2 separate regions of the Homo sapiens genome follow, and region 2 is linked to region 1. Evidence: read pairs that join two places in POLR2A ChIA-PET (ENCODE). Cell type or tissue: B cell. All regions are shown on one strand. Each heading gives the region's core, and the rest is flanking DNA. Links, peaks and the distances in the headings are about the cores only.

Region 1 (5,387 bases), core at 242-5,241:
GGGTTGTGTTGTAGACTAAATTACCTGGAGAGAATTGAAGGGCCTGGGCCCCACATAAGCCGTTTACATTTGAATGTTTTTTTAAAAGACACTTTGAGGCCATTGAGAATGGATCTATGAGCTGATTCCATTTATAGCTTTTGGACTAAATGTTGTCTGTCTCTCTGAAGTTCATTTGGCTAGGTATAGAAATTTTATACCTTCAGAGGCTGGGTGCTGTGGCTCACGCCTGTAATCCCAGCACTTTGGGAGGATGAGGCAGGTGGATCACCTGATGTCAGGAGTTCGAGACCAGCCTGGCCAACATTGTGAAACCCCGTCTCTACTAAAAATACAAAAATTAGGCGGGCGTGGTGGTGGGCACCTGTAATTCCAGCTATTCAGGAGGCTGAAGCAGGAGAATCACTTGAACCCAGGAGGCAGAGGTTGCAGTGAGCCGTGATGGCGCCATTGCACTCTAGGCTGGGCAATAAGAGCAAAACTCTGTCTTAAAAAAAGAAAAGAAAAGAAAAGAAAGAAATTGTGTACCTTCAGAAAAGAGGGACTATTAGGGAACTCGGAACTGTGAGAAACCCAGACCCTGTACTTAAGGAAGTTAAAGGATGGATGAGACATTGACTCAAAGAAACCAAATACTATGAGATGATGGGGCTATGAAAATTCAGAGAAAGGGGAGGTCATGGTCAGCTCAGATTATCAAGGTAAGATTCCTGGAGGAGGAGGATTGATAATGATTTGTAAGAAAGGCCCAGCTCTTGAAATATGAAAAGAATGATTGCTTAGGAGACTGGAGGGTCAGCCTGCCTTGATAGTTTTTGTGGTAGATAAAATGATTTATTTGTTCATTTGCCAAATACTCACTGAGCATCTGCTGTCCTCCAGGCATACAGCTACTGAGGATACAGTGGTAGATAAAACCCAACAAAGATCTCTGCCTTGGTGGATTTCAAATAATTAGAAACCATGAGTGAATTAAGGAAGTTTTATAAGTAATAAGGTATTATATGCTGCATATATATAGGTATACATACAAGCTTTGTGTGTATGTTATGGGCTGAGTCGGGGGGATTAGGAGTGGCAGGGAAGGGATTTCTGTTTTGAGTGGTGTCATCAGATTAGGCCTTATTGAGAAACTTGACAGTTGATGGGCAAGCACTTCTAGGTGCTGGAAACAGCCAGTGCAGAGGCCCTGAGGCAGGAGTATGACTGACATGTTCAGAGACAAGGGAGTAGGTGGGTGGGCTGGAGCATAAATGAGTCAAGGGAGTTAGGAGCATAAAGTCAAAGAGATCATGGTGACCAAATCACAGAAATTCTTGAAAGCAGTCCAGAGGCCTTTTTGCTTTACTCTGAAATGTGAAATAATTGCGGGACCTTGAGTTGAGGACTGAAGTGATCTTCCTTACAGTTTATCAGGGATCACTCTGTCTACTGTGTTAGAGAGAGTAAATTATAAGGCAGCAAGGTCAGAATCAGGGAGACTTGGTGTGGAGGCTGTTAGGTTAATGCACGTGAGATATGGTGGCTTGGACCAGGGTGTCAGCCGTGGAAGTGAAGAGAAATGGTGAAGTTCTGGGTGGAATTTCAAGATAGAGATAATGGGCTATCCTCACAAATAGTAAGTTTAGAAAAATTTGTTATATTTTATGACAAACTGAGGAAGAAAGAACAGCAAAAAAGAATTTCATAGTGTCCCAGAGTAATTATATTTAACTTTGTTTTCTGTGTAGTTGTAGTAATTCATCTTCTGTGCTGCCTGTCATACAATTGAATCTATTGTTCAACATTTGCTATTACATTAAAGGTAGTTTTATTTGAGATTAGAAAGCCATACCCAGTAGCAGGTTCAGTTCTGAAGCAGAAAGACTTGTGGCCTCAAGAAGCAAGCACACTGCAACAAAGATAAAATGACAAGTCACAATAATGATGCAGGCTCCCTTTTTGGATTTCTGCTACCAGAAGTACACATGGAAGTAGCAAAATGCAATTATATTGTTTTCTTTTACCTCAGGTATAAAAAGGGATGGATATGTCTGTTTTGGATTTGGGGTTTTTTCAGTGAATTTCTCATCACTGATACAAAGCATTGAAAAGGAAGGTGTGATTATTTACTTTAGCTCTGAGGCTTCAAGTCTCAGCTGATATTTCAGTCCTTGGCATTGCAGATAGATTTTTGTGGCCCTCACTGTCTTTTACTCTTTCCCACCCCCCTCCCTGCTTTATGCAAATAGAAGGGAGAAGAGCTTTGTGTGAACTTCAGCTGCACTTGCAGCTGTGTCTGCGTTTGGTGTCTTGGTGTTGAAAAGTGCTCTGTTGTGTTAGATTTCGCTTGGATACGGCTGCTTTATACATACACAGTGAAGAGGGAGAGGAAGGCAGGGTTTTTGAAAGCAGGGGAAGTGGGGGCTCAGGATGTGTCTTCAGAGCAGGGCCATAGGCAGCCTTGTATGAAAAACTGGGTTCGCTGGAGCCTATTTTTTTGTTATTAAACATATGTGTGTGATATTTTAAATTTTCAAATCATAAATAAAAAGTTCTGGCCAGGAGCAGTGGCTCATGCCTGTGCACTTTAGGAGGCTGAGGCGGGCGGATCACCTGAGGTCAGGAGTTCAAGACCAGTCTGGCCAACATGGTGAAACCCCATCTCTACTAAAAATACAAAAATTAGCTGGGCGTGGTAGTGGGCACCTGTAATCCCAGCTACTTGGGAGGCTGAGGGAGGAGAATTGCTTGAACCCGGAAGGCGACCACTGCACTCTAGCCTGGGCGACAGAGCAAGACTCCGTCTCAAAAAAAAAAAAAAAAGAGAAAAGTTCTCCTACTTCCAGTTTCATTTCTATGGATGATCACTGTTAATAGTTTGTATCTTTCAGAACATTTTAAATGTGTTTATACATGATCACAAAGTCATTTTTATATACTTGGATTATCTTATAAATATTTTTATTGCAACTTGTTTTTTCCCCCATTCAGGTTATCTTATGTAACTGAACATCAAAAAGAATGCCTTGATGACCATCCTTACACATGCATACATACAGTATTCTAGGACAGATTTCCAGATGCCTAATCACTGGGTCATTGGTTAAGTGCATTTAAAATATGACCAGTACTGGCAATTTTCTCTCAGAAATTCCTAGTTAACATTCTTTCTGATTGCCACAAAAGTGAATGCAGTCTTCAACTTGATTTAATAAAAATAAGGTATCTAGAACAAGAAAAGTTATTTTATTTGCATGACGAGGCCAGTACATGGTGGCAAGCTCTGCTGCATCTGCCGCAGAACAGAGATGGCCCTTATGGAGCCAACTGGTAGCCTGTTATTTGGGCATTGCTCTCAACTCATAGGACATGTTTGGCCCCACATTGGAACTTTTGGTTTAAACTGGGTTCTCTTTCAGGTTTATGTATGTGTTTAATCACTTATCCTTTCTAATTCTTCTAATTACTTTTTTTAAATTACCTTCTAAGTTTTAAAATGACAGATGAAACTCAGAAAATAAAGAGGATAATACAGGCTAGCTCATGTTGTAGGCAAGGAAAATTGGGCAAATTTTTCTTCCCAGCTTGGCCCTCTCATCCTCTTATTAGTAGATTCTTTTTTTCTTTCCAAGGTTAATACCTTGATACTAAGGTAAGCCCTCAAAGAAAGGCTAGTTTGGTTAAAAGCAGAACCCAAAATTCAGCTAGGTAATGCAGAGACCAGAATTTCCTTTTAGAGTCACTGCTCCCTCCAGTAGCAGTTCAGCTTCCTTATAAAGCATATCTTGACCTAAATTCCATAGTTCTTACATAACAGTAGGACTACAGCCAAGCTGTTCAGACCAGTAGTCACTCAACAAAAACAGATAAGAGGATGTTTTCTGGCCACCTCTTAAGCAAATTCAGAGTCCTAAATTCCTAGAAAGAATGATTAGAAGAAAGCAAAACCAAGGATCTGTAGCCAGAATATTTAGATTTCCCACCCCACCTTTTACAGTCATTTTGCCTCTTACTTACTAATCTGATTAGTCTTCCTGCAGAACTGGACTTCCAGAAGATTCTCTTGCTGTTTACATATTACATCTCCCTTCTCATCATGCACACAGGAAACTGAACCAGGCTAGGCTTTACCCTCTTCAGATTACCTTTCCCAGAAAATGAAGAGCCCACACTAGACTATTAGGACCATGGTAGAACCCTGTCTTGCTTGTTCCTGGTAACCCTCAACCTCTCTCAAAATGTTTTGTTTCAGAAAATCTCCCTCTCCCTAAGGAAAGTCTACAAGCCAGTTACCAAAATCCAGGACATAAGCTATACCGTTTACTCTCTTTATTTGTTCTCCTCTTAGCCTGCTCATGCATCTTTTCTTCATACTGTGTTCATGGCCTGTCTTCCCACACCCCATCTGTCCATGGAAATACCCCAGTTGCTACTCCTATAACCAGTGATGCTTCTCACTCAATTTCACAGGGATTTTCCCCAGTCGGCCCTCTGCCAAAGGCCCAGATTTTTAGGCTAATTCTCATGCTTATTCCATCTAGTTTTTGCAAATAATAGTGTGTAGTGTTTATCCACAGAACTTGCTGCCCCCAAAAGCAAAAATGTTATACTTCCCTAACCTATTAAATGCCTCAGAATAGTGCTATTGGACAGAAATATGTGAGCCATATATATAACTAAAATTTTCTAGTAGCCAAATTAAAAACAGGTGAAATGATGTTTTACATAATCCAGTATATGTAAAACCTACATATATACATTGTTTCTATATGTAATTTATATGAACAATTTTTCATATTAAGTCTTCAAATTTTACTGTGCATCACCAACAGCACATCTCATTTCATGTTAGCCACACTTCAAGTGCTCAGTAGCTGTGTGTGGCTTCTAACTGCTGTATTGGACAACACAGCACTAGAAAATGATTCCCAGTGACTTAGATTTTTCTATCAAAATGATGGGATGGAGATGTTATTGAAAAGAAGTGGGTTTATTAACCCTCCTTATGCTTATGATTTTTATACTACTTTCAGAGATCTGGATTTTCATTTTCCTGCATGTTCAGGTTGATTTTCTTTATCATCCCTGAATTAAATTAATTTAGGATAGGCTTCATTCTCTGAACTAAACATATAATACTGTATTTCTCTTTATTCTCATTTGGGTGCCAGAAAGATTATCTTGAATATTGAAATGCTTGTAGTCGTTAAACTAAGATTCATGCAAATTTTTTTATAGGCAACTAAAATATTCCGTGAATGTGTCACCAAGTATAATTTTGGGTACTTGAAAGCTAAGATTTGCAGTGGCACTGCCAAAGTTCCACATAGAGAAATGCATATCTTTGCAGCTAAGGCCACGTCAACTCATGCAGAGTAATTTAACTCTGGTGTTATGTTCTAAAA
Region 2 (5,387 bases), core at 153-5,152, 71 kb before region 1:
TTCCTGTTTTTTCTGAATAAGGGAAATTTTTTGTCTCCTAATGATTTGTAAAGTCTGTAACACAAAAATATATTAACTAAAGCCAAAATAAAAACAGGTGAACATTGAGAATATTTTTTGCTAGCTTCTGTGATTTGGGAAATAAAATTTGTTACCCTTGTCATCGTTAGTATCACATTTGTATTCAATATCATTTAAGTAATAACTAGAGTCCTTGGTGTTTTCATGCTTTAAATTTATTCCTTTTTACTATTCTTATAGAAACTGTTATAGGTAGTAACACTAGATCGTCACTTCAAATACTGTAACAGGAGATTTAGGTTGAATTAAGAAAAAGGTAGAAATTAAATTGTGGAACCATTGTAAAAGAAAACTGATTCAAAATTTGGGTTTTTGCTTATTTTATTTTTTTTTGAGGCAGGGTCTTGCCTAGACTGGAGTGCAGGGCAGTGGTGGAAACACAGCTCACTGTAGTCTTGACCTCCCATGCTCAAGCAATCTTGCTGACTTCAGCCTCTAAAGTAGCTGGGACTACAGGCATGTACCACTATGTCCAGCTAATTTCTAAATTTTTAGTAGAGACAAAGTCTGACTATGTTGCCCAGGCTGGTCCTGATCTTTTGGTCTCAAGTGATCCTCCTGCCTCAGCCTCCCAAGTGTTGGAATTACAGGCATGAGACACCTTGCCCAGCCCATAATTTGGTTTCTTAATAGAAAATAATTTCATTAGGTTACAAATAATAAAATCACCACAGAGAGAAAATTGTAAAACATTTCAATATCAAAAAAAGTATTTAAAATACGTTTAAATGTATGCAATAAAAATGTGTATCAAGTAAACATTTACTTCAGATTAAGTAAAACTGGACAAGGAAGAAGCAAGCTATTATGGAACGAGATCTGGGTTATGAGTTATTTATTTAGTCTGAAGTCCTGTGCATTGAAACAGACTTTCTTCAATCAACTTGTTAATCTTATTATGAGAGACCTACCTTCTCTGCATTGATTCCCTCATCATCATAAATGAGCAACAAAACCTTATCAGCTGGCTACCTTGTACCTTAAATACTGTGAAAGGTTGTTTTTACTTGAAATTTGTTTTTCAAATATCTGATCGAATCGGGGAGCTTCATTTTATTTAACCTAACAACTGAAGTGTAAGAGATGTTATATATATCTCTCTCTGTAGTTCTTTCTTTCTTTGAACTTTGTCTTCTTTTCTATAGGAAGATGAAGATCCTGCCAAAGGTGATCAGAGTCGATCAGTTGACCTTGGGGAAGATAATGTGACAGAGCAGACCAATCACATTATTATTCCTAGTTATGCATCATGGTTTGATTATAACTGGTGAGTGGACCACTTCCATCTGTGAGCATGGTACTGAGCAGTACAAGAACTTTCCTTGAAATCAGGTTGTGCCTTTCTGCCCATGTTCCTTATCAGAAATTACTATCACTTTGGATGAAGGGAGATGGAGAGTGATTTTTATCTTTGGAATGTGTTTGTGTTTTTTGTTTGTTTGTTTGTTTTGTTGTTGTTGAGACAGAGTCTTGCTTTGTCACCCTGGCTAGAATGCAGTGGTATGATCTCGACTCACTGCAACCTCTGCCTCCCGGTTTCAAGTGATTCTCTTGCTTCAGCCTCCTGAGTAGCTGGGATTACAGGTTCCCGCCGCCGTGCCAGGCTAATTTTTGTATTTTTAGTAGAGATGGGTTTCACCATCTTGGCCAGGGTGGTTTTGAACTCCTGACCTCGTGATCCACCTGCTTCAGCCTCCCAAAGTGCTGGGATTACAGGCGTGAGCCACCGCGCCTGGCTCGAATTTTTTTTTTTTTTTTTAAAGAAAAACAATTCAGGGATTGAAACTAGATTTTGTTGTAATTTAGGTTTGTAAAATTTTGTAAGCTTGAATCTAACTCATTTAGAATCAGCTATAATTCAAACAAGCAAATACTTGAGTAGTAGTATAAAATGTTTTAAATTATTATAAAAAGTTTTTAGTTACTTGAAATTAACTCTAGATTAAAAATACTAACTGAAAATTTCCAGAAGTAAACAATTCATAATTTTCCGTTGTGTGTTATTCTGAGTAGTGGGATGAAATCTTGCAGTTTCATGCCAGGAGTATGAATCATCCTTTTTTTTCAATGTAGACACACTGTACATGCTACCCACCTGTTAGTCATTTAGTATCCGTATCAGTTATTAGACTAGCTGTCAAGGGATTTCAGTGCTTCTGTTCAAGGAACCCCTATTTTAGTTAGTGGCCCCAATGCATAGAAGTAGTGATGGTGATAGTTCGGATACGCCAAAGTGAATGTATAAAGCGCTTCCTTTAAGTGAAAAGGTGAATGTTTCCGACTTAAAAAGAATTGTGTGCTGAGCTTGCTAAGATCTATGATAAGAACAAATCTTCTGTTCATGAAATTGTGTATAATAAATTGTTATACTTGTTCTTTTTTATTATTGGTTTTTGTTAATCTAGTCCTGTGTCTAATTTATAAATTAAACTTTGTCATAGGTATGTGTGTGTTTATGTGTATACGTAGGAAAAAACTTAATGGCCCTGTCCACAGTTTCAGGCATCCATTGGGGGTCTTGGAACACAAACTCCACAGATATGAAGGGACTACTTTATATAAAGGAAAAAAATTGCCCAGCATGGTGGCTTATGCCTGTAATCCCAGCACTTTGGGAGGCCGAGGTGGGCAGATCACCTGAGGTCAGCAGTTCAAGAATAGCCTGGCCAACCTGGTGAAACCCCGTCTCTATTAAAAATACAAAAAAATTAGCCAGGCGTGGTGGTGGGTGCCTGTAATCCCATCTACTTGGGAGGTTGAGGCAGGAGAATCGCTTGAACCCAGGAGGCAGAGGTTGCATTGAGCCGAGATCAAGCCATTGTACTCCAGCCTGGGCTACAAGAGCAATACTCTGTCTCCCAAAAAAAAAAAAAAATTACTACCCAATAATAGCTTTATTTTAATAGGAAATATTTTAACATCAGGAGGCTTTTAAAATATAAATCCTGGCATGTAAAAATGTTTAAGAAAACAGACCTCCTTAGCATCGTCTCTGATTTTTACAGCAAGCACTGTGGCATGCTTCGAGCATAGTTGGATGTAACTGGAGTACTGTCTTTTTTTTTTTTTTTTTTTTGAGACGGAGTCTCGCTCTGTCGCCCAGGCTGGACTGCAGTGGCGGGATCTCGGCTCACTGCAAGCTCCGCCTCCCGGGTTCACGCCATTCTCCTGCCTCAGCCTCCCAAGTAGCTGGGACTACAGGCGCCCGCCACTACGCCCGGCTAATTTTTTGTATTTTTAGTAGAGACGGGGTTTCACCGTGGTCTCGATCTCCTGACCTCGTGATCCGCCCGCCTCGGCCTCCCAAAGTGCTGGGATTACAGGCGTGAGCCACCGCGCCCGGCCGAGTACTGTCTTTTTTATTGATTGCTTATGAGATGTGACTATTTAATATTAGAATGATTTTTGTTTGTCTTTTTGTTTGTCTGTGCCTCGACTGTTTTGTTGTTGTTGTTTTTTTAAAAACATAAATACCAGAACTTACCACTCCAAATAGATGTTAGCATCTTTAAGGTACCTTTACAGGAAAGTTGTCTACATTGCTGATGCTGCCATTACTCAAAATCTTGGGTTTTTTTGTTTCTGTTTTTTTGAGACGGAGTCTCAGTCTGTTGCCCAGGCTGGAGTGCAGCGGCGCAATCTCGGCTCACCACCAGGCTGGTCTCGAACTCCTGACCTCAGGTGATCCACCCACCTTGGCCTCCCAAAGTGCTGGGATTACAGGTGTGAGCCACTGCGTCCGGCCAATCTTGGGGTACTTTTTATACCTTTTGCCTGCTCTCAATGATTACCGTGTTATTTTTAAAGGATGAATGTGATTTTTAAAATCCATGTATGTCCAGAAGTCTTTTTGGAGACAATTTAAAAGAATATAGTCAGTGATCCACTTGATATGCCTTATTTTTGTCTGACATCATTCTGTGGCTCAAATATTGAGACTTTCCTGAGTACATTTAAAACCAACTGAATAGGCCGGGCGCGATGGCTCACACCTGCAATCCCAGCACTTTTGGAGGCCAAGGCGGGTGGATCACGAGGTCAGGAGATTGAGACCATCCTGGCTAACACGGTGAAACCCCGTCTCTGCTAAAAATACGAAAAAAAAATGAGCCGGGCGTGGTGGCGGGCGCGTGTATTCCCAGCTACTCAGGAGGCTGAGGCAGGAGAATGGCGTGAACCCGGGAGGTGGAACTTGCAGTAAGCTGAGATCGCGCCACTGCACTCCAGCCTGGGCGACAGAGCGAGACTCCGTCTCAAAACAAAAACAAAAACAAAACAAAAAACGAATGCTATTTCTGGATGTTTTCAGTAAATACAACCTGGAACAGAATAAGTGCATATCTTTGAACATCAGTCTTCATTACATTTGTTACTCTCTTTAATTATTTTTAAACATTTGGAAGTGTCTCAGTCTTGTTATCTTTGCAATTATGTGTTTAACATTCAGAATTTTTAAACATTCACAATTTTGCTTTTGGCTCACAATAAAATTATGTTTATGTACTTTTAATGTAGCTTTTTGTCAGCTGACACCAATTTTTATATCATAAACAATTATTAATATATGACATACTAAATAGTAAACAGTAAATTACTTTTAAAAAACATATTCTATCTTTATATATTTTTGCTGTTTTAATTATTCCAAAATAGTGAGTTGTTCTGTTAAAATTGACAAACTTTAAAACTCGTTAGTACAATGGCCTAAGAGGACACACATGAGAAACCGGCATTCTTTTTCTCTAAAATTAGATAAAGGGGGCTGGTGCTATGGCTCTTGTCTGTAATCACAGCACTTTGAGAGGCTGAGGCTGGTGGGTCGCTTGAGCCCAAACATAGTGATACCCGTCTCTACAAAAAATTTTTTTAATTAACCAGGCGTGATGGCACATGCCTGTAGTCCCGGCTATCCTGGAGGCTGGGGCAGAAAGATTGCCTGAGCTTAGGAGTTCTAGGTTACAGTGAGCTAGCTATGATCTTGTCACTGAACTCCAGTTGTTGTTTGTTTTTTTTTTTTTTTTGAAACGGAGTCTTGCTCTGTCCCCCAGGCTGGAGTGCAGTGGCGCGATATCGGCTCACTGCAAGCTCCGCCTTCCGGGTTCACGCCATTCTCCCGTCTCAGCCTCCCGAGTAGCTGGGACTACAGGCACCCAACACCATGCCCGGCTAATTTTTTGTAGTTTTAGTAGAGACGGGGTTTCACCATGCTACCCAGGATGAGACCCTGTGTCTTAAAAAAAAAAAGTGTGTGTGTGAATTTCTTTTTAATTAAAAAATAAAATTAGAAAATGGAAAATCATTACAGT

What was found. Peaks named below come from ENCODE experiments on the same cell type or tissue, not always from the same donor. Only the 100,000 strongest peaks of a DNase experiment are listed, where the experiment ranks them.
Region 2: POLR2A ChIA-PET joins it to region 1 with 6 read pairs; 7 of 35 experiments call an interaction of 5 or more read pairs at or near these places.

Annotation. Positions count from the first base shown.
Region 1 is chr3:47,610,804-47,616,190 of GRCh38, reverse strand. The region is part of intron 25 of SMARCC1 (SWI/SNF related BAF chromatin remodeling complex subunit C1); the gene reads left to right. It overlaps LOC124906234 (a long non-coding RNA gene), which reads right to left. Exons shown (of 3, transcript XR_007095902.1): 3 at 1,816-1,891. Among named protein-coding and RNA genes, the nearest start is that of CSPG5, 35 kb to the right of the region's middle. In B cell, for the core only: no CTCF peak of the experiment used is centred there; a DNase peak (open chromatin) is centred at 2,320; H3K27ac peaks cover 473 bases.
Region 2 is chr3:47,682,010-47,687,396 of GRCh38, reverse strand. SMARCC1 (SWI/SNF related BAF chromatin remodeling complex subunit C1) reads left to right here. Exons shown (of 28, transcript NM_003074.4): 14 at 1,227-1,348. Among named protein-coding and RNA genes, the nearest start is that of HIGD2AP2, 22 kb to the right of the region's middle. In B cell, for the core only: no CTCF peak of the experiment used is centred there; no DNase peak of the experiment used is centred there.